Regions from separate parts of the Homo sapiens genome. Here region 1 is linked to region 2. A link is an interaction called in ENCODE POLR2A ChIA-PET data of the cell type or tissue named here. Cell type or tissue: Caco-2. All regions are shown on one strand. Links, peaks and the distances in the headings refer to the core of each region. The heading gives the core; the rest is flanking DNA. Region 1 overlaps LOC105371791 (a long non-coding RNA gene). Region 2 overlaps DBF4B (DBF4B-CDC7 kinase regulatory subunit).

Region 1 (12,612 bases), core at 2,586-10,585, 180 kb after region 2:
GATCAAGGAGGAGGACTTAATTTCAGATACTTTAGGAGCCTCAATGGTTTTATTCTCTAAGCAAAAATGTTCTGCTCTAAACGGGGTGGGTCCTAGATACTTTGTGGAAAACAGGTCTGAGCATTCAGAGAATCAGTCTCCTTGGCTCCCCTCTCCCCTGACCCACACAATATGCCTCTGCTTTAGGTGAATTCACCTTTCCTCCTCTCTCCCTGAACCTGTCCATCAAGACCTTGAATCCACCTTCAGGTGAGGTATCAAATTCCTTCTCCCTGCACTCCATCCTCCATTTAGATCTCAGGGAAATGACCCTTAGAAATGGGCCACAGACCGGGCACAGTAGTAATCCCAGCACTTTGGAAAGATGAGGCTGGTGAATCACTGGAGCCTAGGAGTTGGAGACCAGCCTAGGCAACATGACAAAACTGTCTCTACTAAAAATTTAAAAATCTTAAAAATAAAAATAGCCTGGTGTGGTGGTGCATGCCTATGGTCCCAGCTACTCAGGAGGCTGAAGTGGAAGGATCACCTGAGTGGAGGCTGCAGTGAGCTGTGATCCTGCCACTGCACTCTGGCCTGGGCAACGGGAGTGAGACACTATCTCAAAAAGAAAGAAAAAAAGAGAAGGAGAGAGAAATAAAAGTAAGAGAGACAGAGAGAGAGGAGAAAGAGAAAGAGGGAGAAAGAGAAAGGAAGGAAGGGAGGGAAGGAAGGAAGGAAGGAAGGAAGGAAGGAAGGAAGGAAGGAAGAAGGAAATAAAGAAATGGGCCACCAAATAATCAGGAGACCTAGGACTCCTGGAATTCCAATTCCTGACAACTTGTAGGTTCCTTCAGTGCACCCTGCCCCACCCCTGCCAAGTTCCAAGGCTGCCCCTGGCTTTGGGGCAGAGGAGGAAGGAGACTTAGCAGAGCATAGCTGTTACCCCTTTATCTCTCCAATGTCTTTCTTCAAGGTCTCTGGCAGGCAAAATGGGCCATAAAAGGATTAAACAGATGTAACAGATGATCTATTAATTAAGGGCCTTCATTGGCCCAAGCCTGGGCTGAGCAAGACCAAGGTGTGGGCTGCTCAGAGCCAAATGGGGAAACAGGATCTAGAAAGCCAGTGCTAGGTTTGGCTAGTGAGGTTCTTGGGTGACTCTGCCTTCTAGAACAGGAAATAAATGTCCCTAGGAATGAACGGTTTCGATATTTTGTCTTCCAGAACCTTCTAGAACCTAATGCCAAGGGGAGAGGAATAGGGAAGCCTGAATCATAGCTCTGTAGCTATGGAGGGGTCCTTGGGGTGATGGGTGTGGGGGTGCTCCCTTGGGAGGGAGGAAAAGGTAGGTTGGCTTCCCAGCTGGAGCTCCCCTCCTGCTCCAGCAGAGCCCCACTCTTCCACCCTGGCTGCCCCCCTCCCATCTTCTCACTCTGCTCTTTCTTTTCCCCCTTCCTCATTTTCTACTCCTCCTTCTCCCTCTTGCTTCTCCCAGAATGTCTCTCCTTTCTCTCTAGGCTGGGCCACCTCACCCCCTCCCCTTCCCCTTTCCTGTAACTGAAGCTGTTGTTGGGAGTTGGAGGAGCTGGGCTGGTTTGAAAGGAGGCCCTGCTGCTTTTCAGGGAGGAATTGAAACTGTGGAGCTGGGGGTGAGGGGAGGCAGCAGAGGGGGAGGGGGGTGACTTGAGAAATCAAAGCGGCTGCAACTCCATCTGGGAAACCAACTTTGATTTACTAGCAAGGACCTGGCTCTCCCACTACCCCCACCCTTGCCCACTCCCCCTCCTTCCCTGGACTTTGCTTTGTGGTGATAACTGGGGGAAGGGGGGACGGACCCCCTTCCAACATGGAAGCCTGCTCTTAACCTGGGAGGACCAGCCTAGAGGAAGAAGGCCTGGGGGACTCTGCTCAGTCAGGCTGCAGATGCGGCTGAAGGGGGCCCAGCATCTCAGGAACTGGGTAGGAGAATGGATACCCCTGGGAAGGAGGAAAGCCTATTGGCCAGGCAGCCTGGCCCAGGCAGACTCAGCCCTGCTCTGGCTTGGGGCGACCCCCTCCCTGAGATGTGGGGCTGGGATGGGGGCACAGAGGAAGAAGGCCAGGGCTTTTTCATTTATCTATGGCCTTCCCCTCAGAACTGGGGGGCTTAGGGTCCAAGGCTGCCTGGTAAGAGCCAAGAAAAGAAAATGACTGAGAAGGAAAAAGGAACATCTATTGTAATAGACTATTTTGTGTTGAAATTCAATGTGAGCTATGGAGGACATTGGGTTCTGGTAGGGACTTGAGGCCATTTTGGGTGGAAGTGCTACCTTTCTCCTCCCTTCCTCTCTTGTACCCTCTGTTTTACTTTTCTTCTCCTCTGTCCAATTCTTAAACCCCTCAAGGTTGAAGGGGCTCTCTAACCAAACCCCTGCAATAGAAATAGGATCCCGAAGGTCCTAAACCCCCGGGGCCAGGGTAGAAATTCAGAACAAAATGAGTCATAACTTCAGGAAATGCTTATTCATGTTGTCAGCTGACTCCATCCAGTCCTCCTTGGTGGGGTGGTGAGTTTAAATCCCTGGACTCCTGGGTTCTAGGCAGACCCCCCCCTTCTCCTGAGCCTCCATCACAGCAGCATTTTTCAGGGTTCAGCATCCAACTTTCAGGACTAGCTCTTAGGAGAGAAAGGGACTAATTCAGCACAAATCTAGCCTTTTCTGCTCACTGCTAACCTTTCACTGCTCAAATCTAACCTTTCACTGCTCACTGTAGTGTCTGGGACTGCCCCATCAGAGCTCCTGCCCAGGGATAAAGTTTCTGAAAGCTGAGTCCACATGCATCAGTCCACATGCTGAGTCCATTATGGCAGGAGGGGAAATGGGAACTGGGGTTTGCCTGTTAGGAATATAGATTCCTGGGCCCTGCCCACTTATCCAAATATACCATCCCCAAGTGATTCGTACGTTCACTCTAAAGCTATCTGCTTTCCAAACCTCCAGACCATTCAATTAGCTTTCAGAGCCCTAGTTACTTTTTTTTTTTTTTTCTCTTCCAGATGAGGTCTTGTTCGGTCACCCAGGCTGAAGTATAGTGGCACGATCACAGCTCGCTGCAGCCTCAAACTCCTGGGCTCAAGAGATCCTCCCACCATTCCCACCACCTTCCTATACTGCAGAGGTTGGAAGCCAAAAACCTCACCTCTCAGCCTCCCTTGCAGCTAGAGCTCTGGATGCAAAATACGCTTATTTGAGATTTGGAAGGTGGAAGGGAAATGAGGTCATGTTCTTGCTGCAGTGGCAATTTCTAGTGATCCCTAGGTGCAGTTACCTTGGCTTAATTACAATGGAAGCCTTTTTTTTTTTTTTTTTTTTTTTTGATAGAGTTTCACTCTGTCCCCCAGGCTGGAATACAATGGTGTGAACTTGGCTCACTGCAACTTCCCACTCGCGGGCTCAAGCGATTCTCAGGCCTCAGCTTCCTGAGTAGCTGGGATTACAGGTGTGCACCATCACACCCAGCTAATTTTTGTTTGTTTAGTAGAGACAGGGTTTTGCCACGTTGGCCAGGCTGGTCTCAAACTCCTGACCTCAAGTGATCTGCCTGCTTTGGCCTCCCAAAGTGCTGGGATTACAGGCATGAGCCACTGCAACCGGTCCCAATGGTAGCCTCTTGATCCCCCTACCTGCTAGTGGCAGAGGTAGCAGCTTCTACTGGAGGGTCATTTCTGTGGCTTCGTGACAAAGTCTACTCCTCCAGGCCATCCAAGTTTCACAAACACCTAGTTTCCTGCTTGTTTTAGTCTGCTTGGGCTCCATAACAAAATACTACAGATTGGATAGCTTAAATGACAGAAATTTATTTTCTCATAGTTCTGGAAGCTGAAAGTCTGAGATCGGGATGCCAGCATGGTTGGATTCTGGCGAAGGCTTCCTTCCTGGCTTGTAGATGGCCACCTTCTCAGTGTTCATGTGGCCTATCATTGGTGTGTGTAGGTGGGGAGAGAGAGGTTTCTCTCTGTTCCCCTTATAAGGCCACCAATCCTATCAGATTAGGGGTGGGGACCCTCCAACCTCGTTTAACATTAATTACCTCCTAAAACCCCTATCTCCAAATACAATCACATTGAGGGTTAGGGCTTTAACATATTAATTTTGTGGGGCCATAATTTAATTTCGTCTATATGTATTGCATCTTTTTTTTTTTTTTTGAGACGGAGTCTTACTCTGTCACCCAGGCTGGAATGTGCAGTGATGCGATCTCGGCTCACTGCAGCCTCGACCTCCCAGGATCAAGCAATCCTCCCATCTTGGCCTCCTGAGTAGCTAGGAGCACAGACACATGCCTGGCTAATTTTTTCTATTTTGGGTAGAGATGGGGTTTCACCATGTTGCCCAGGCTGGTCTGGAACTCCTGAGCTCAAGCAATCTGCCTGCCTCGGCCTCCCAGACTGTTGGGATTACAGGCATGAGTCACTGCACCTGGCCTGAATCTCTTTTTTTGATAAAATACCTAGAGCCATTCCACCACTGTAAATCCTTGAAGTCCCCTTCTCTGTGGTGCTTCCCTGATACCACCCCTGTCCTTTCCCTGAGTTGATGTTTATCTTATGGCATTTAGCATGTGGCATGTGTTACCTACATATGTCTAACTACAGCCTCCCCACAGCCCAACAAGATAATCTCTTGAGGGCAGAGGCTGTGTCTTAGTTTTTGTGCATACCTTAGTGCCTTGCATATCATAGGCACCCAAGAAAAAATTGTTAAATGAATCAATGCTCTCTGTAAATAGGGCAAGGTCTGAAGAACTCCCTGAGCTGGGTAATCTAGAGACACAAGCATCCTGCCCTGGACAGCGAGCCCAATTCCCTTTCCATACATTCTGCCCTGCCTCTGAAACCCACACTTAGGGAGGGGAGAAGCTCAGCTCTGAGGATGAAAAATGAGCAAGGTTTCTAGGACGCAGATTTCTAGTCTCCAGTTTTGACAAGTATCTAGTTTCTCAAAGCCACATTTAATTACAAATATGCCCTGTCTCTACAAAAAAAAAAAAATTAGCTGAGCATGGTAATGTACACCCATAATCCCAGCTACTGGGAAGGCTGAGGCAGGAGGACCTCTTGAGCCCAGGAGGTCGAAGCTGCAGCGAGCTGTGATTGCAGCACTGCACTCCAGCCTGGGTGCCAGAGCAAGATCCTGTCTCAAAACAAAACAAACAAAAACAAATCTATTCTGATCTCCAATCTGAGAAGGGGTGAAGTGACAAATAAATCTGACATCATCGTGAGAACCCATGAAGTGGACGTAGGACACCTGAATGCTCGTGTCCTGGTCTTGGTGCTTAATACTTTTCTGACCTTCAGTGAATCTTTTCTCTGAGTATCAGTTTCTCCATCTGAAGAATGGGCACAATAAGTCTGTCCTGTTCCCTGTGAAGTGAGGACTGAAAGAGAAACTGGATTTGTAGGGACAGTTGCTTTGGGAAAGGAAGCTCAGATGGTACATGCTGCTTTGTAACCCAGAAGCAGAATATTAGCCAGAGGTCAGCCTGGGAGCCTGGACACAGGCACCTAGGGCAGACCTAGTCACGAGGCAGCATGCTAGGCAGACCACTGTCCTGGACTTGGACTCAATGGATTCAGCTCTGCTTCCTCACTGCATTCCCTGAGATAGGTCACTCTCCCTTTCTGAAGCTCTGACTCTTCATCGATAAGATAGGGACACTAATCTTCTCTTGAAGGGTGGGGAAGATAAGATGAAGTGGTAAGTGACTTCACATAGTGGATGCTCAATATAAGCCTTTAGTGTTGGTTTTTCCTGCTCTCAGGCAGAGGCAGCTGGAGAAGGAAGTTTGCTGGGGAGTTGGGGCAGGTGTCAGACTTCTAAGACCCTGGGGGTTGGTTGCTTTCTCCCGTGACTGGATCACTGATTAATCCTTGAGGAATCTCGAGGCCTAAGGGTTGGTAGTCTAGAGGGACAAATATGTGAATACTGGTTAAAGAAAGAAAAAATCTACAAGGGACTTCAGTTTTGGGGATAGACTGATATAGCCTCTTTGAAGCTGGGGCTGACCCAGTCACTCTGCAAGCATCTGGTTGTGCATACCTTAGTGCCCCTCCTCCAAACTCTTCCAAACATCTCTAAGGGTCCCAAAAGGGTAGAAATGGACTCATTCAGAAGTGAAGAAAGAGATCAGGGCCGCAGCTCTCCATAGCTCCTGTCAGGCCCCTTGGGAGGAGCCTGAATGCTGGGGCAGCTTGTGGGGGGGACTCCAATGATGGAACCAGGAGAGGCAGTTCCTACCTTGTGGATGGGGGTCACTAGGAAGGGAAGAAAAACACTTCCCTCCTCTCCCCGGGAAGCTTTCCTTCCCTGCAGCTGGTGCCCCAAGGATCCCCGCCCCCCATCCCAGGCCCTTCCCTTAGAGAGAGCCTGCTGAGCCTGGAATGAGAAGAATCTGAACTACAAACAGACCTCCCAGAGGCACCCCCAACTCTTCTCTAACCACTTCTAGCCAGCAAAAGGCTGGCTTCCTGGAGTGGAGGCAGGACTGGGGTTTGGGCCTTGGAGAAGGGGCCTAGGTAGGGGCGGTGGGGGGATATTTTTTCCTGGAGAGAGAGGGGAGGGAAAGGTTGAGGTCAAGATAAGGACCAGGTCATACAAGAACCATTTTCCAGGCAGGGCACGGTGGCTCAGCACTTTGGGAGGCCAAGGTGAGCAGATCACTTGAGGCTAGGAGTTTGAGACCAGCCTGGCCAACATGGTGAAACCCCGTCTCTACTGAAAATACAAAATTAGCCAGGTGTGGTGACAGGTGCCTGTAGTTCCAGCTGTTTGGGAGGCTGAGGCACAAGAATCACTTGAACCCAGGAGGCAGAAGTTGCAGTGAGCCGAGATCATGCCACTGCACTCCAGCCTGGGCGACAGAGCGAGACTCCATCTAAAAAAAAAAAGAACCATTTTCCAAACCAAAAATCATCAGAACCAGCGAGAGTATACTTGCAGGGGCTATGAAATTGGGGGTGTGAAATTAAGCCTGCCCCAGAATGATCCAAGCTATGAGGTCTGTGCCCCAAGAGTGACAAGCAATTGCCCAAATCCAAATACAACCTAGGAAGACAGAAAGAAACTGTTGGCGCCCCTGCCCCCACCCCCACCCCCTTGGCCTCTCTCTCTTCCTGTCTGAAACATTCAGTTGAGGTGGCCTCCAGGGCACACGCTCTCCCAGCCCTGTCTGGGCTGCATAACTGAGTCTAAGAAACCTGTGAATGGGCTTTGGGGAGTTGAGGGCAGGGGTTGGAAGCAGAGGGAAGATGGAGACACCAGCCAAAAGGACAGATGGCACAGAGCCAGAGGAGCCCCTCATGCCTGCCACACTTCCCCAGACCCTGGCCTTCTGCCCACTGTCCCCCTAGCATCCCTCCTCTCACCTGGACCCAGTCTGGGGCTTTGATGTGAGTCAGCCAGGGCTGTCAGTGCCCAGGGATGCCAGGCAGTGTACCAGTGGGGGAACCCTGGGGAGGGGACCAGGGAGGAGAGGCTGCTGGAGCTGGAAGCCGCCTTAGGCACGATGACCTCTTTGCAGGGGCCTCTCTCTCCAGCTTGTATAACACAGCTCCTGCCAAGGGTGGTATAGAAAGGCACAGAGCCCACAGCGGGCTGGGGAAGGCGGCTGAAAAGGCAGCTTAAGGGCTTCCTGCTGGGTGAGATGGATTAGGGGCCTGTGAGGAGGGAGCCGGGCAGTGAGAAAGGCACCGGCCCAGCGCCAGAGCCCCTTGGCCAAGACCCTCTGGGAGCAGGAGGCCCTAGGTGTCTGGCAGGAGGCAGTCAGATCAGCATCCTCCACTTGGCCGAGGGGCTGGGAGGATGGGGATCCAGCCGGAGCGACACACAGGGATGGGGAGCTAGACCCCGGGGCCCCCAAAATAGAGGGGGGAAGGAACGGAGGAGACATTTCTCGATGAAGAAGTGGACTTCTAGCAGGAAAAGGGAGGAGGGAAAGAACTGACTTGCCCAGCGATTCTATCCGTGTCATCCCGCTGCCTCTCAGAGTGAAGGTGTCATCCCAGAGGTTTTCTGCTGGGAGGGGAGGGGACAACCCTTCCTATCCTCCAGCCAGCCCTCTGCTTCTCAAGGACCCCAGTGTGGAGCTGAGAGAAGGGGACCCACATGGTCCTAAAGTTTCCACACAAGCACTGATTTAGGAGAAGAGTGCAGGTGGCCACTAAGACAAGCTGTGCTATTGAGAAACCCTGGGTGATACCTTGGACGGTGACAGTCTCCGGCTGGTTTTGCTCTGGCCTTGGGCTCCATTTGTCTAGTCTGTGAGATGGGATCCCTGAGGCCACACCATGGAGTGGGATGAGCATTGGCAGAGGTGTCAGGGGATCTGACTTAAGCTCTTGGAATCTTGATTTTTTTCACCAAATATAGAAAAGAAGAGTCTGTTCCATTGATTAGATAGTGTATCATTAAGAGATGACATGTGGCCCAGCGTTGTGGCTCACGCCTGTAATCCCAGCATTTTGGGAGGCTGAGGCGGGTGGATCACTGATGGTCAGGAGTTTGAGACCAGCCTGGCCAACATGGTGAAAACCCGTCTCTACTAAAAATACAAAAATTAGCCAGGAGTGGTGGTGGGTGGTAGTCCTAGCTACTCAGGAGGCTGAGGCAAGAGAATCACTTGAACCCAGGAGACGGAGTTCGCAGTGAGCCGAGATCATGCCACTGCACTCCAGCCTGGGCGACAAAGTGAGATTCTGTCTCAAAAAGAAGAAAAAAGAGAAAGAGATGTCACGTGCATTGTGGAAATTGCAAAGTGTGATATGGACATGAGGTATCACTATCCCTGAAGTGCTTGTGTGTGTGTATCCATCCTTTTGATAGATGTTCCAGGGGAGGGGAGGGGACACACTGAGAACCAGGGACTGCCATACGGGATGCGTTGCATCTTTCCATATCTTCACAAGGATTTTGAGAGGATGATATTGTCCCCATTTTACAGATGAGAAAACTGAGGCTCAATAGCTGATATAATTTGCCCAAGTTTATAGAAGCTCATAAAAGGGGGCATCTGAATTAGAAAGCAAGATTCTTGGGTCTCTAACAGGTTATGTGGCCCCAGGGTCTGGAAGCATTATTCGTAGGTCCCTATGTTTAGAGCAAAGATTTCCCCAAAGGTATGAGTCCTTCTTCTCCCTCTAGTTAGGCTCAGTTAGGAACTAACTTGGATTCACAAAATCCATCTCCTCAGAGTACAAAGGTTAGGGAGGGTTTGCAAAGTGGGTGAGAAAGTCTGAAATGGGCCCAGATGACCAGATAAGATACATGGCCAATGGGGACATTCTCTAGAAGGGGATCCAGGGATGGGTACTTCAGCCTCAGGGCATCCGTGGATCAGAGCTGCCCCGTCTCCCATCTCAGCGGGGCCAGCCCCCTTCTTTGTGCTCTTTTTTTTCCCACAGTCCAGCAAGGGGGGTACTGGGATCCCAGGCCCACCCCCTCCTGCTGGGCAGCACCCCATCAACCCCCACATAAAAAGCTTGAGAGTGGAGAAGGAGGGGGGCATTCTCACTCTGAGGAGGCCTCGGCACCCTTCTCCCTTTCTGGGGAACAAGAAACTTGCTGATGGCTTGGGCCCCTTCCCCAGCCCCTGGCCCCAGCCCTGGCTCCCCCAGACAAAAAGCTGCTTTACATGAGAAGAGCGGGCTGGCCTGGCCTTACCCGGGCACTCAAAGAGGCGGTAGCCCCTGACAGCCGCAAGACTGCCCCTTCCCCCACGCCGAGGCCTCGTTTAGTTGCAATTAGCAATTCTTTGCATATCCCCCCACGGGGCTGAGAGGGACGCTCGCCCTCACCTCCCAAACCCAGCCTTCAACCTTCCGAAGCCTCCCAGCCGCGGCTCCCATCACTCTCCCCTCTCCTCCCTCCTCCCCAGTCTCCTCACTGCCCCACCCCCAGCTCGCAAACTAGCTCATCGGCTTCCTGAGTTCTCCAAAGAGGGAGGCACCCAGAGGGGCCAAACCTAGGGTGCTCAGGGTCAGGGTGGGGGTGACCCCCTCCTCGATCCACACTGCCCCTTCCCTCCTCCTTTCCCACTTGCCACCCCCTCTCCAAATCAGGCGTAGCTTTTGGATCACTGGGAGGGGAAAGATAGAGGGAAAAGACATTTTAAGAAAGAGACCTGGGGCTCACGCCTGTAATCCCAGCACTTGGGGAGGCCGAAGCGGGCGGATCATGAGGTCAGGAGTTCGAGACCAGCCTGGCCAACACGGTGAAACCCCGTCTCTACTAAAAATACAAAAATTAGCCAGGCATGGTGGCGCACACCTGTAATCCCAGCTACTTGGGAGGCTGAGGCAGGAGAATCGCTTGAACCTGGAAGGCAGAGGTTGTAATGAGCCGAGATCGTGCCACTGCACTCCAGCCTGGGCGACGGGGGAAACAAAACAAAACAAAACAAAACAAAAAACAAAACAAAAAAAGAAAGAAACAGATCTGAGGGTGAATTGGTGGTGCAGAGATTCGGGGTGCTTGAGAAGGGGAGGAGGCTCTGTCTCGGAGGGAGTCGGGGACTCACCTCTTCTCCCCAGGCTGGTGGGCCTCTCCTTCATTCAGAAGGGCTTCTCTGCAGGGCTGGGGACCTAGAGCCCTCTGATGCCACACCAGCCAGGCAGTGGTAGGGTGGTGCAGCTTTGGAAAATGACTAAGAGGAAATAGAACCCCAGAGCTCTTGTGTTTAGGCTCACACAAATCCACTCCTCAGTATTTGGTCCACCTGAGGCGGGCGTGGGGGTGGGGGTAGGGGAGGGGAGGGAGAGTCAGGAACGTCTTCAAGCCCTTGATCCACATTAATTTTCCCCAGGGCCCTCCCCTCCACTCCCCCAAGTCTCCCGTGGACTTTTCCTGACCCCACCAAGGGGAGCCCCCGGTACAGCGGGTGCTCTAGAGCTGGCAGAGAGCAGGGGACCAGCCAGGCCTGCACTCCCCACACCCGTAGGACCTTCCTTTCCCTGTGGACTGAGACCAAGCATCCCTGGGGGAGAAGACCCCTTCTTTCAGCAATTCCATCCTTTAATTCTGCCCTGGCCTTAAGTGGGGGTCTGTGGGGAGTGGGGTATGATGTGCAACAAACACTTGTGGTCTACCTGGTGGTTAAGGGGCAGAGCAAGGCAGAGGGACTAAGCCCCCTCCCCTAGGGTCATCTCAGCTCCAAGTGTGGCTTTTATGGAGGACTCAGGGATTCCTGGCTGGTATGCTGCTGGTGAGGGGCATCTCCTAGGGGTCTCTAGGATTTATGGAAGGAAGAGGGCAGGACTGATTTAGAGGCATAGCAGAGGCTCATGGTTGAGCTGAGATGGGCTGGGTTATTTGGGGTAGTCCTCTCCCCATTTTAAGTATTGTAGTGTACCCTGCACTAGGGGGTGGGCAGGCATGGCTTAGGTTTAAGAGATAAAGGAGAAAGATCTGGCTCCTTTTGAGAGGTGAAGCTAGCTGGACTTTCTGGGTGGAGTGGGGGCTTGGAGAATTTCTTGGCTAGCTAAAGGATTGTAAATGCACCAATCAGCACTCTGTAAAAACGCACCAATCAGTGCTCTGTGTCTAGCTACAGGATTGTGAATGCAGCAATCAGCACTCTGTAAAATAGACCAATCAGCACTCTGTAAAATGGACCAATCAGCAGGATGTGGGCAGGGACAAATAAAGGAATAAAAGCTGGCCACTCCCCCCATCCCCACCCCCACTCCCAGCCAGGAGACCCAACCCGCTTGGGTCCCCTTCCCTGCTTTGGAAGCTTTGTTCTTTCGCTTTTCCCAATAAATCTTGCTGCTGCTCACTCTTTGGGTCCATGCCATCTTGAAGAGCTGTGACACTCACTGCGAAGGTCCACGGCTTCATTCTTGAAGTCTGTGAGACCAAGAACCCAAGAAGCCTGTAAGACCAAGAACCCATGGGAAGGAACCAACTCCAGACACACTTTTAACAACCTGTGATGGGCTCTCAAAACTCACATCTTAGGCTGGCGTGGTGGCTCACGCCTGTAATCCCAGCACTTTGGGAGGCCGAGGCGGGTGGATCACGAGGTCAGGAGATCGAGACCATCCTGGCTAACATGGTGAAACCCCGACTCTACTAAAAATACAAAGAAATTAGCCGGGCATGGTGTTGGGCACCTGTAGTCCCAGCTACTCAGGAGGCTGAGGCAGGAGAATGGTATGAACCCGGGAGGCAGAGCTTGCAGTGAGCTGAGATCGCGCCACTGCACTCGAGGCTGGGCGACAGAGCGAGACTCCGTCTCAAAAAAAAAAAAAAAAACCTCACATCTTTGGAACCTGGCCTGACATCTCAGAACCAGGGAGAAAACTGCAGATTGACTCTCAAAGAAGGGGTTCATTGGAGGCCTCAGGTGTTTCTGGAGAAGTAATCACTCATGATTATTTCCTAGGGAATTTGCCTCCCTTTCCCTTCAGAAGTCCCCAGCCATTGTTTGGGAAGAAAAAGTGCCATTTGTTTTTCATTTTTTTGAATTTTTAATTTTTAAAATATTTATATTTCATTTAAAAAAATAGAGACGAGGTCTCACTATGTTGCCCAGACTGGCCTCGAACTCCTGAGCTCAAGCAATCCGCCTGCCTTGGCCTCCCAAAGTGCT
Region 2 (12,612 bases), core at 969-8,968:
TGAGCCACCGCACCTGGCCGAATTTTTTTTTTTTTTTGAGACGGAGTCTCGCTCTGTCACCCAGGCTGGAGTGCAGTAGCATGATCTTGGCTGACTGCAACCTCTGCCTCCTGGGTTCAAGTGATTCTCCTGCCTCAGCCTCCTGAGTAGCTGGGATTACAGGCACGCACCACCAGGCTCGGCTAATGCTTCTATTTTTAGTAGAGACGGGGTTTCACCACGTTGGTCAGGCTGGTCTCGAACTCTTGACCTTGTGATCCACCCGCCTTGGCCTCCCAAAGTGCTGGGATTACAGGTGTGAGCCACCTCGCCTGGCCAGTGGTCATGAATATTAAGATCATTTCTGCATTTGTAAAACAGGATCATCATACTAGCTGGGGGAGAGCTGTAGCAGGTGACATGAAACGGCATGTTCTAGGGACCTCCTGCGGGATGCCGAGGCCACAGCCTGCACTCTGCGTCCTCACCGCTTTCCCCCTTCCCCACATCCTCCCACCTTTGTGGATCAACATGGCAGCTGAGTATTTCTGGCTTCCGGTGACCAGAAGCTCACATGACCATGATCCTTCTAAAAGCTGACACTCCTGGTCAAAGTCACCAATTCTCCCTCCACAGGAGCCCAGCACAGAAAGGGTACCATCCACGTGCAGAATCCTCACTCCCCAAGAGCGGGCATTGGTCAGGAGGCTGCTGCTGCCCCCACTGCCTCCTCCACTGATGCTCCCCTGAAATTACAACACAGAGTCAGGTAGGAGCAGAGACTCCCCAAGGCCTGAAAGTGAAGGGGACAGATAGAAATTGCTTCTGGGAGGCCTGAGTCATCCATGGGAGGGACTGCAGGGAGGCAGGTAGGAGAGAGAGTACAGTGCCCAGAGAGTCCATCCCAACCCCCAGGAAGACATCCTGTCCTCCACATGGCCACATTGGGAGAGGAAGGACCACTGGTCTGCCTATACATTGTGCTCTGGCCACCTCGTGACCAGGAAGGAACAGATGCTTCTGAGAGAGCTGTTCGTTGGGAGGGCCTCTGCGAGGAAAGCTCTCAGCACAGTAAGTACACAACAAACACGGTGACCATCATCCTCACTGAGCATGAAACTATGCTAGCTGCAGATCTTCCCCCTCCACTGGCTCAGTCCAGCAGCACCACCTCCCCCATCACAGCCATGTACCCCTCCTGATGTCACCAGCATGACTCTTCTCACAAGATCACCTTAACTCCTCCTCCTGCCACTAAACTTTAACAGCCCTGGATTTTCACACAAGGAATAAAGAGTTACTTGTTTTTTGTTTTTTTTTTGAGACAGAGTCTAGCTCTATCGCCCAGGCTGGAGTGCAGTGGCACAATCTCGGCTCACTGCAACCTCCACCTCTCAGGTTCAAGTGATTCTTCTGCTTCAGCCACCTGCGTAGCGGGGACTACAGGTGCGTGCCACCACACCCTGCTAATTTTTCGGTAGAGATGGGGTTTCGCCATGTTGGCCAAGCTGGTCTTGAACTCCTGGCCTCAAGTGGTCCACCCACCTCAGCCTCCCAAAGTGCTGGGATTATAGGCGTGAGCCACCACACCCAGCCTAGAGTTACTTGTAAAAGAAGTCTGGCTTCTGTACCCAGCAACCCTGTCCCGCCACATCCCACATCCCCACAGTTCTCTTGGTAGGCTCCAGAGTTGGAGGTGGCTCTGGCTTCAACACTTACTCTCTAGGTGAATGGCTAAATAACTTGTCTGAGCCTCCACTACCTGATGTAGAAGAAGGAAATAATGACAATACTACATATCGCAGAGTGTGCATTTTGTGTGGGTGCTTCAGAAGAACCTGGGAAGAAGAGTGAAATCCCTCCCTATGCTGGAGACCACCGGCTCTGTCCCATCTTGCCCCAGCTCACCTGGTTTCTGATAGCCTTCTGCAGCAGCTCCTTCCCTCTGCTTAGAGGCACCTGACAGGGACAGAAGAGCAGTGAGGTCTGCTGTTAGGCCACCTGTGCACTGAAAGATGTTTACACAGGAGCTGGTGAGGGGTTATGTCTTGGGGTTATGTCCCTCGGAAAGCTGGGAGCAGTGACAACTGAGGATTGGTAGAAATGAGAGCCTAGAAAACGTTTAGGAGGTAAAGGTAAAGCCACAGGAAATTTAGGTCACCCTGAGGTGGCAGCCTGAACCTGGTGGAGAGAAGGGCACTCTGAATTCACTGAGATCCAATTGTTACAAATGTCCTGAGACCCTCTTTAAGAGTCTCTGCACCCTCCAGGAGATAATGAAAGCAAATGTTTCACTTTAGAAATTTTTGCTCGTAGGAAGTCCCATCTGTCATCACAATGCCAACAGTGTATGTTCATGGACATTTTAATATTAATATGTTAGACAAAATAAGAATGCAAGCCTAGAGGGGAAAAGCCATATTCCATTTTAAATCAAAGACATAACATGTGTATTGTCCAAACTCTTGGCCCTTCATACATGCAAGCAAGGAAGAAGGGAATGGCTGCCTACTCAGGGTACTCCTGCCCAAGCGCAGACCAATCCCAACACGTCTTCTCTGGTTTATGAAGACTCTCCTCTGGTTTCTAAACCTCTGACTTTCAAGTCCCGTAAAAACTGACATAAGGCATAAAAGGGTAGCATGGGGGATAGTATGTTGCTGAGGTGTTTAGATCCAGAGCTATGATAAAATATTCTCAGTCCCTGAATTCAAATGAGAGATTAAATTAATCCAGATGAAATTAAAACCAGAGACTGCCTTAAAAGGCTCACCAAAGCCTACTTCCTTTGTTTACACAGCATACCTTTCCTACATGAGGTTCTTACCGAGTCAACGGGTTTCCGTGAAGGCCTGGGGTGGCTGCCTTTTGGATCAACCATGGCCGATGTTTCCACTCTGACCTCACTGGGGCTAGGGCTAGGGCAGCCTCTATGGCTTTTCCCACTGCTCTCTGCCTTTACTTCTCTGCGGCTGGACACGATGTAACTTACTTCTTTGCTCAGAAAACCCTCAATTACCTGAAACCAGATCACAGAGGTGGCTGAAAACCAAAAAGCAAATGCAGAATTGTCAATATAAAGAGGCTGGAGAAGGAAATCTTGGCTGCCAGGAGTTCCAGAATCAATGTCTTTAAATAGACTAAATGCAGTTTCATACCAAGTTCCTAAGAAGACATCATCCTGAAATCTAATGGGGTGTGTGTGTGTGTGTGTGTGTGTGTGTGTGTGTGTGTGTGTGTATGTGTATTACAGGTTTTGTCTACAGGACTGCTGCCCCTGACCCAGTGGCAGAAGGCTGCGGGCTTTGAGTTCTATGAGCAGTTTGAGTTTGCATGCAGCAAGAACACACTGAAAGAGCTGGAAAGGATTAAGACTAGATTGTGTAAGCTGTGATTTTTCTGTGTAAGACACACTGGGGACCAGGTGTGGTGGCTGATACCTGTAATCCTAGCACTGTAGGAGGCTGAGGTGGGAGGATCAATTGAGGTCAGGAGTTCAAGACCTGCCTGGGCAACATAGTAAGATCCTGTCTCTAAAATTTTTTTTTTTTTTAATTAGCTGGGTGTTGTTACATGCACCTATAGTCCTAGCTACTTGGGAGTCTGAGGCAGGAGCATCACTTGAGCCCAGTAGTTCAGTGATGCAGTGAGCTATGACTACACTACTACACTCCAGCTTGGGGAGTGAAATCCTGTCTCTAAAAAAAAAAGAAAAAAAAAGGCTAAAATGGCTTATTTTATGTTATATACACTTTACCACTATTAAAAAAATTAGTTATGAATTGAAGGATTACATTTACCTTTTTTTTTCTTTTCTTTTCTTTTTTTGAGACAAGGTCTCACTTTGTCTCCCAGGCTGTAGTGCAGTGGCATGATCTCGGCTCACTCTAATCTCCACCTCCCGGGTTCAAGCAATTCTCCTGCCTCAGCCTCCCAAGTAGCTGGGACAACAGGTGTGTCCCACCACACTGGCTAATTTTTGTATTTTTAGAAGAGATGGGGTTTCACCATGTTGGCCAGGCTGGTCTGGAACTCCTGACCTCAAGTGATCTGCCCACCTTGGCCTCCCAAAGTGTTGGGATTACAGGTGTGAGCCACCGTGTCTGATCACATCTACCTTTTTTTTGTCACCAGGCTGGAGTGCAGTCATGCGATCTCAGCTCACTGCAACCTCCGCCTCCCAGGTTCAAGCAATTCTCCTACATCAGCCTCCCGAATAGCTGAGACTACAGGCGCATGCCACCACGCCCAGCTAATTTTTGTAATTTTAGTAGAGATGGGGTTTCACCATGTTGGCCAGGATGGTCTCGATCTCTTAACCTTGTGATCTGCCCGCCTTGGACTCCCAAAGTGCTGGGATTACAGGTGTGAGCCACCGTGCCTGGCTGCATCTACCTTTTTTAATACAGCAAAAGCAAATGCTAGAGGGTAGGAGTAGGGCAATCAATGATTATCCTATATAAATATAGGAGATTGTTAATGACCATATATTCCTCCTCCCATCCCAGTATACCCACTCCTTTGCAATATGACTTTGCTCTTCCTGCCATTAGGAGGTGGGACCTACTTTTTTATGCCCTTCAATCTGACTCGATTGGACCAATAGAACATGTGGAAATTATGATGTGTGAGTTCTGGAGCCTAGGCCTCAGAGGCCTTAGCTTCCTGCCTCACTTTCTGGGAAGGTGGCCTTGAGACCACCATGTTAAATCAGCTAGTTTAGCTTATTGCATATAGTTATGATAACTGACACAGAGTGCCAGATGTGTGAGTGAGGCCATCTTGGTCTTTCCAGCCCAGGTGACCGTCCAGCTGAATCCAGCCTCAGGAGTGAGCCCTGCTGAAACCACCAGATAAACCACCCAGCCAACCCACAGCATAATGAGAAATAATAAATTGTTGTTTTGGCCAGGTGTGGTGGCTCATGCCTGTAATCCTAGCACTTTGGGAGGCCAAGGCAGGTGGATCACCTGAGGTCAGGAGTTTGAGACCAGCCTGGCCAACATGGTGAAACTTCGTCTTCACTAAAAGTACAAAAAAAAAAAAAAAAAAAAAAAAATTACCCGGGCATGGTGGCAGGCACCTGTAAACCCAGCTACTCTGGAGGCTGAGGAAGGAGAATCGCTTGCACCTGGGAATTGGAGGTTGCAGTGAGCCAAGATCGCACCATTGCACTCCAGCCTGGGCATCAAGAGCAAAACTTTGTCTAAAAATAAATAAATAAATAGAAAATAAATTGTTGCTTTAAGCCCAAGTAGGGTTGGTGTTTTACATAGCAAAGGCTAAATGACAGAAAGGACTAAAAGTTCAAAATGTAATTATGGGCCAGTTTGGTTATATAATCCTCATTCTATCCATCCTCACCACTGAGTTTCTGCAGTCCTGAGTTTCTGGGTTTGACAGCAAAGAGCCTCTCCATTCCAAGCCCTATTCATCCAGTTTCCCCAGTTATTAGTCTCTTTTGGGTCAAGCACTATCATGCTGTTTTCTTTTTTTTTTCTTTTTGAGACAGAGTCTTGCTCTGTTGCCCGGGCTGGAGTGCAATGGCACAATTTTGGCTCACTAGAACCTCTGCCTCCCGGGTCCAAGCGATTGTTGTGCCTCAGCCTCCCGAGTAGCTGGGACTACAAGTGCGTGCTACCATGCCCTGCTAATTTTTTTATATTTTTAGTAGAGACAAGGTTTCATCATGTTGGCCAGGCTGGTGTAGAACTCCTGACCTCAGGTGATCTGCCCACCTCAGCCTCCCAAAGTGGGATTACAGGCACGAGCCACTGAGCCTAGCCTAAATATATATATGGTTTTTTTTTTTTTTTTTTTTTTTTGAGATGGAGTCTTGCTTTGTTGCCCAGGCTGGAGTGCAGAGGCACGATCTTGGCTCACTGCAACCTCCACCTCCCGGTTTCAAGCAATTCTCCTGCCTCAGCCTCCCGAGTAGCTGGGATTACAGGCGCATACCACCACACGCAGCTAATTGTTGTATTTTCAGTACAGATGGTGTTTCACCATGTTGGCCAGGCTGGCCTTGAACTCTTGGCCTTAAGTGATCCGCCCGCCTCGGCCTCCCAAAGTGCTGGGATTACAAGTGTGAGCCACTGTGCCTAGCCCCTAAAAATATTTTAATGGAATCAAATATAGCAAATGCTTTTTACTCAAAGTTGTTCACCTGTGTTATTTCTAAATGCTAAAAATTATTAAGAGTCTAAATGTCCACAGAGCAACAGTTAAGTAAATTAATAATCCACTCAAAAGAATATTATATTCCCACCGCAAATGATGCATATGAAGGGCAATAATGGTAGAAAAGTGCTAACGCTTTAAGGTTATGGGTAAAAAATTGATAATAAAAATGTACTAACGCCAGCTGGATGCTGTGGCTCATGCCTGTAATCCTAACATTTTGGGAGGCTGAGGTGGGGGGATTGCTTGACGCCAAGAGTAAAAGACCAATCTGACCAACACAGCGAGACCCTGTCTCTAAAATTAAAAAAAAAGTACTCATGATCATAGCTAGAAAAAAAATAAGCATTGCCCTGCCCCTCCCAGCCTTGCCCTCAGCTCCCTCTTGCAGGCAACTGGGTAAGGCAAAAATAAATAAATAAATAAATAAATAAATAAATAAATAAATAAAAAAGGGCCGGGTGCGATGGCTCACACCTGTAATCCCAGCACTTTGGGAGGCTGAGGTGGGTGGTTCACCTGAGGTCAGAAGTTCGAGACCAGCCTAACCAACATGGAGAAACCCCGTCTCCACTAAAAATACAAAATTAGCCAGGCATGGAGGTGCATGCCTGTAATTGCAGCTACTTGGGAGGCTGAGGCAGGAGAATTGCTTGAACCCGGGAGGTGGAGGTTGCAGTGAGCTGAGATCGCACCATTGCACTCCAGCCTGGGCAACAAGAGCAAGACTCCGTCTCAAAAAAAAGAAAGAAAAAGGGCCAGTAGCAGTGCCTCAGGCCTGTAATCCCAGTACTTTGGGAGGCTGAGGTGGGAGGATTACTTGAATCCAGGAGGTCGTGACCAGTCTGGGGCAACATGGCGACACTCTGCCTCCACAAAAAATACAAAAATGAGCAGGGCATGGTGGCGAGCACCTGTAGTCCCAGCTACAGGGAGACTGAGGCGGGAGGATCACCTGAGTCTGGGGAGGTTGAAGCTGTAGTGAGCCATGACCGCGCTCCTGCATTCTAGCCTCTGTGACTGAGTGTGGCCCCCTCTTAAAAAAAAAAAAAAAAAAAAGAAGCACAAAAAAACAAAGGCAGGATGGAGGCAGAAGGTAGATGGGCATTACCAAGGGCTAGGAGTATCAAGGATATAGGGAGTTGCCCAAGCATATAGGGAGTGACTGATAATGGGTACAGGGTTTCCTTTTTGGGGTGATGAAAATGTTCTACAATTGACTATGCGATCATACAACTTACACATTTCTGTGAATATACTAAAAACCACTGAGCTGTGTACTTTAAACGGATGAATTTTATGACATGTGAATTATATCTAAATTAAGCCATTATGAGAGGAAGGGAGGAAAGAAAAATACTTAAAAATGCTGGTTGTCACTTGGAGTAGTTCCATGTTCTCTAAAATTTCTAGAGTGAACAGATAATATGTTTGTTTATTTTAACATTATTTTTGAGACATGGTCTTGCTCTGTCATCCAGGCTGGAGTGTAGTGGTGCAATCATAGCTCACTATAGCCTCAAACTCCTGAGCTCAGATAATCCTCCCAGCTTAGCCTCCTGAGTAGCTGGACTACAGGCATGTGCCACTGCCCCCAGCTAATGTTTTTTTTTTTTTTTTTTTTTTTGAGATGGAGTCTTGCTCTTGTTGCCCAGGCTGGAGTGCAATGGCGTGATCTCGACTCACCGCAACCTCTGCCACCTGAGTTTAAGTGATTCTCCTGCCTCAGCCTCCTGCATAGTTGGGATTACAGGCATGTGCCGCCACACCCGGCTAATTTTGTATTTTTAGTAGAGACAGGGTTTCTCCATGTTGGTCAGGCTGGTCTCAAACTCCTGACCTTAGGTGATCTGCCCACCTGGGCCTCCCAAAGTGCCGGGATTACAGGAGTAAGCCACCGTGCCCGGCAGCTATAATTTTATTTTTCGTAGAGATGAGGTCTCACTATGTTGCCCAGGCTGGTCTCAAACTCCTGGACTCCAGCAATCCTCCCACCTCAGCCTCCCAAAGTGTTGAGATCACAGGTATGAGCCACCACAACTGGCCATTAAGTTTCCTTTTTTTTGGCTGGGCATGGTGGCTCACGCCTATAATCCCAGCACTTTGGGAGGCCAAGGCGGGAGGATCACGAGGTCAGGAGATCAAGACCATCCTGGCTAACACGGTGAAACCTCGTCTCTACTAAAAATACAAAAAAAATTAGCCGGGCGTGGTGATAGGCGCCTGTAGTCCCAGCTACTTGGGAGGCTGAGGCAGGAGAATGGCATGAACCCGTGAGGCAGAGCTTTCAGTGAGCTGAGATGGCGCCGCTGCACTCCAGCCTGGGTGACAGAGCGAGACACTGTCTCAGAAAAAAAAAAAAAGTTTCTCTTTTTTTTTGAGACAGGGTCATGCTGTGTCACCCTAGCTGGACTGCCTCCCGGGGCTCAAGCGAGTCTCATGCCTCAGCCTACTGAGTAACGGAGACTACAGGCATGTGCCACTGTACCTGGCTAATTTTTGTATTTTTAGTAGAGACAGGGTTTTGCCATGTTGGCCAGGGTGATCTAAACTCCTGGGCTCAAGAGATCCACCTGGCTCGGCCTCCCAAAGTGCTAGGATTACAGGTGTGAGCCACCGCACCCAGCCTTTTTTTGAGACAAGGTCTCACTCTGTTGCCCAGGCTGGAATGCAGTGGTGCAAGACCTCGACTTCAGCTCACTGTAACCTCCGCCTTTTGGGCTCAAGTGATCCTCCTACCTCAGCCTCCCAACTACAGTCATGCACCACCACACCCGCTTAATTTTTTGTATGTTTTGTAGAGACGGGCTCTCGCCATGTTGCCAGGCTGATCTTGAACTCCTGGACTCAAGTGATCTGTCCTCCTCAGCCTCCCGAAGTGCTGGGAGGACAGTCATGAGCCACTGTGCCCAGCCTAAGTTTCTAATAAGGAAAAAGATTTATCTTTATTTTTTGAAGGTTATTTATTTATCATTTTTTTTTTTTTATACAGAGTCTCACTCTGTCTCCCAGGCTGGAGTGCAGTGGTACAATCTCGGCTTACTGCAAACTCCGCCTCCCAGGTCCAAACAATCCTCCTGCCTTAGCCTCCTGAGCAGCTGGGACTATAGGTGCCCACTATGATGCCTGGCTAATTTTCATTATTTTTAGTAGAGACAGGGTTTTGTCATTTAGGCCAGGGTAGTTAGTCCCTAACTCCTGACGTCAAGTAATCCACCTGCCTTGGCCTCCCAGAGTGCTGGGATTACAGGTGTGAGCCACTGCGCCTGGCCAAAAAAATGGTTTATATTTAAAATTGCTTTCGGAAATGTAGTGAGACCGCTGAAAATACCTGGAAACTGCTGGGTGTGGTGGCTCACGCCTGTAATCCCAGCACTTTGGGAAGCCGAGGTTGGCAGATCATGAGGTCAGGAGTTCAAGACCACCCTGGCCAACAAGGTGAAACCCCATCTCTACTAAAATACAAAAAATTAGCCAGACGTGGTGGTGTGTGCCTGTCATCTCAGCTACCTGGGAGGTTGAGGCAGGAGAATTGCTTGAACCCGGGAGGCAGAGGTTGCAGTGAGCTGAGATCATGCCACTGCACTCCAGCCTGGGTTATAGAGCAAGACTCTGTCTCAAAAAAGAAAATACTTGGAAACCATAGATATAATCCCCATCCAACTCCTGCTCTAAGCCTGCAAAGGCACATGGCATCGCAGGAGAAGAGCAGGTTACCTACCCCACCCAGTTGCTGAATGGCCCCCGTCAAAAACTGGAGATTCTTGCCAGCAGGCAGATCCAAGTAAAAGGACTTTCCGGAAAAGGGATGCTTCCTGGCACCTGGTGAGTTCTTCTGGCATTTTCCTAGACACCTGGAAACTCCTAGAAAACAATAAAGAGGAGCAAAGTAAGAAGTTTGAAAAGAGAGTCCTGAAGCCAGGTGGCCCTCACTGACAGCTCAGTCTGTGTGCTATAATAGCACAGACTAGACCCTGGGCACACACAGACAGCTGTGAAGCCAATGCCCTTACCCTCAGAAGCTCAGATGTGGTGAAATTGGAACCTTCCAAACAAGATAATAAGCAAACAAGGCTTGCTGACTTCTTCACTTCTTCCTTAGAATCTAAATCTAGGGAAGCCATTTAAGTAAAAAGAAATTAGACAGATCCCCAAACCAGACATTGGGGGGCTGCAGTGAATAGTAAACTAGGGAAAAGAGGGCCGAGATTCACACGGGGGTGCCAGGCAGGAGGATGCTTTCTAGCTGTGCTGAGTGAGTCACTGCCTGCCCTGTTGCCAGTGCCCAGCCCCTAACCAGAGTCAGCAGGGTAACATCATGGCAGTGTTGCCGCCTAGCTTAGGGCGAATATGCATGTGTATTCGAGACAGATAAGAGGAAAAGGGGACAGTGAACTTGTTGGCTCCTGAATGGGCCTACTTCCCAACCTCTGCATTTGGTAACTTAGGTAATTATAACTCAAAAAGACAGCTCTTGAAAAACAACAAGACAAAGTGTGTGTGTGTGTTGGAGAGCACAGAATGCTGCTGCAAATGGAGAGTGAATGAGCCCATATTCCAGGGGCTTTGCACCATAGTGGGGTCGTTTCCTTTTTTTTTTTTCCCTTTTGAAACGGAGTTTCGCTCTTGTTGCCCAGGCTGGAGTGCAATGGCGCGATCTCGGCTTATCGCAACCTCCTTCTTCCAGGTTCAAGCGATTCACTTGCCTCAGCCTCCCCAGTAGCTGGGATTACAGGCATGCACCACCATGCCTGGCTAATTTTGTATTTTTAGTAGAGTCAGGGTTTCTCCATGTTGGTCAGGCTGGTCACAAACTCCCGACCTCAGGTGATCTGCTCGCCTCGGCCTCCCAAAGTGCTGGGATTACAGGCGCGAGCCACCATGCCTGGCCAGGGTTGTTTCCTCTTCTATGCAACCTCCAATCCCTAAACTCAGCGGAGGGACACACGAGATAGGGCATAAGCTTTTGATCTTCCTTCGAGCAGCACGTTACCAATCAGAGTGGCTAATGTCCCAAAGGGATATTTGTGTATAAGAAAACATGAGGCAACTGAAGAAAGCAAGTACTACCAAAGAAACTTTATCTGGTATAGATTGTCTATCTGTCATAATAATGAACCAGATAGGAAAAAGAAAAACCATTGAAGTATAATAAATATCCTCAAAAAGGCTAGGGAGGATACAGGAAAACATAAAGCAGGAACAGCAGTTAAAGAAAAGAATTAGGCCGGGCACAGTGGCTCATACCTGTAATCCCAGCACTCTGGGAAGCCGAGGTGGGCACATTACTTGAGGCCAGGAGTTCGAGACCAGCCTGGGCAACATGGCAAAACCCTGCCTCTACTAAAAATAGAAAAATTAGCTGGGCATGGTGGTACACACCTGTAATCCCAGCTACTTGGGTGGCTGAGGCACAAGAATTGCATGATCCTGGGAGACAGATGTTGCAGTGAGCTGAGATCATGCCACTGCACTCCAGTCTGGGTAACAGAGGGAGATTCTGTCGCAAAAAAGGGGAGGGGGGGGGAAGAATTAGTTGGAGATAATGGACATGAAAAACATAGTATTTTTAAAATCTTGGCCAGGTGCTGTGTTTCACACCTGTATCCCAGTACTTTGGGAGGCTGAGGCAGGTGGATCACTTGAGATAAGGACTTCGAGACCAGCCTGGCCAACATGGTGAAACCCCGTCTCCACTAAAAATACAAAAAATAACCGGGCGTGGTGGTTCACGCCTGTAATCCCAGCTACTCGGGAGGCTGAGGCAGGAGAATTGTTTGAACCCAGGAGGTGGAGGTTACAGTGAGTTAAGAGTTAAGATTACACTACTGCATTCAAGCCTGGGAAACCAAGCGAGATTGACTTAAAAAAAAAAAAAAGCCAGATAATAGCAAGTGTTGGTGAGGATATGAGAAACTGGAACCCTCATATACTTCTGGAGGGAATGTGGAATCGTGCAGTCACATTGGAAAACCATGTGTTAGTTTCTCAAAAGGTTAAACACAGAGTTACCGTATGACCCAGCAATTTTACTCCTAGGTATATCCTTGAGAAATGAAAACACAGCCACATGAAAACTTGTAAATGAATGCTTATAGCAATATTAATCATATAGCCAAAAAGTGGAGTCTTTCCCATCTTGCAAGATGATGGGTGAGAAAGCTGAGAAGCCAGATACTAAAGAGAAGAAACCTAAGGCCAAGAAAGCTGATGTTGGTGGCAAGGTGAAAAGGGGCAACCTCAAGGCTAAAACGTCTAAGACAGGGAAGCCCCATTGCAGCTGCAATCCTGTCCTTGTCAGAGGAATTGCAGATATTCCCGATCTGCTATGTATTCCAGAAAGACCACGTCCAGGAAGAAGTACTCAGCTGCTAAATCCAAGGTTGAAAAGAAAAAGAAGTTTCTTGCAACTGTTACAAAACCAGTTGGTGTTGACAAGAACAGTGGTACCCA

What was found. ChIA-PET counts read pairs that join two places held together with the same protein. Peaks named below come from ENCODE experiments on the same cell type or tissue, not always from the same donor. Only the 100,000 strongest peaks of a DNase experiment are listed, where the experiment ranks them.
Region 1: POLR2A ChIA-PET joins it to region 2 with 10 read pairs; 3 of 35 experiments call an interaction of 5 or more read pairs at or near these places.

What each region holds. Positions count from the first base shown.
Region 1 is chr17:44,537,080-44,549,691 of GRCh38, reverse strand. It overlaps LOC105371791 (a long non-coding RNA gene), which reads right to left. Exons shown (of 3, transcript XR_934779.2): 3 at 11,835-11,867. Among named protein-coding and RNA genes, the nearest start is that of FZD2, 14 kb to the left of the region's middle. RefSeq lists enhancers at 1,082-1,629, 8,934-9,928. In Caco-2, for the core only: no CTCF peak of the experiment used is centred there; DNase peaks (open chromatin) are centred at 4,423, 5,841, 6,431, 7,212 and 1 weaker place.
Region 2 is chr17:44,720,291-44,732,902 of GRCh38, reverse strand. DBF4B (DBF4B-CDC7 kinase regulatory subunit) reads right to left here. Exons shown (of 14, transcript NM_145663.3): 3 at 9,881-10,023; 4 at 2,807-2,998; 5 at 1,888-1,938; 6 at 638-725. It also overlaps the pseudogene RPL6P26. Among named protein-coding and RNA genes, the nearest start is that of DBF4B, 18 kb to the right of the region's middle. In Caco-2, for the core only: no CTCF peak of the experiment used is centred there; no DNase peak of the experiment used is centred there.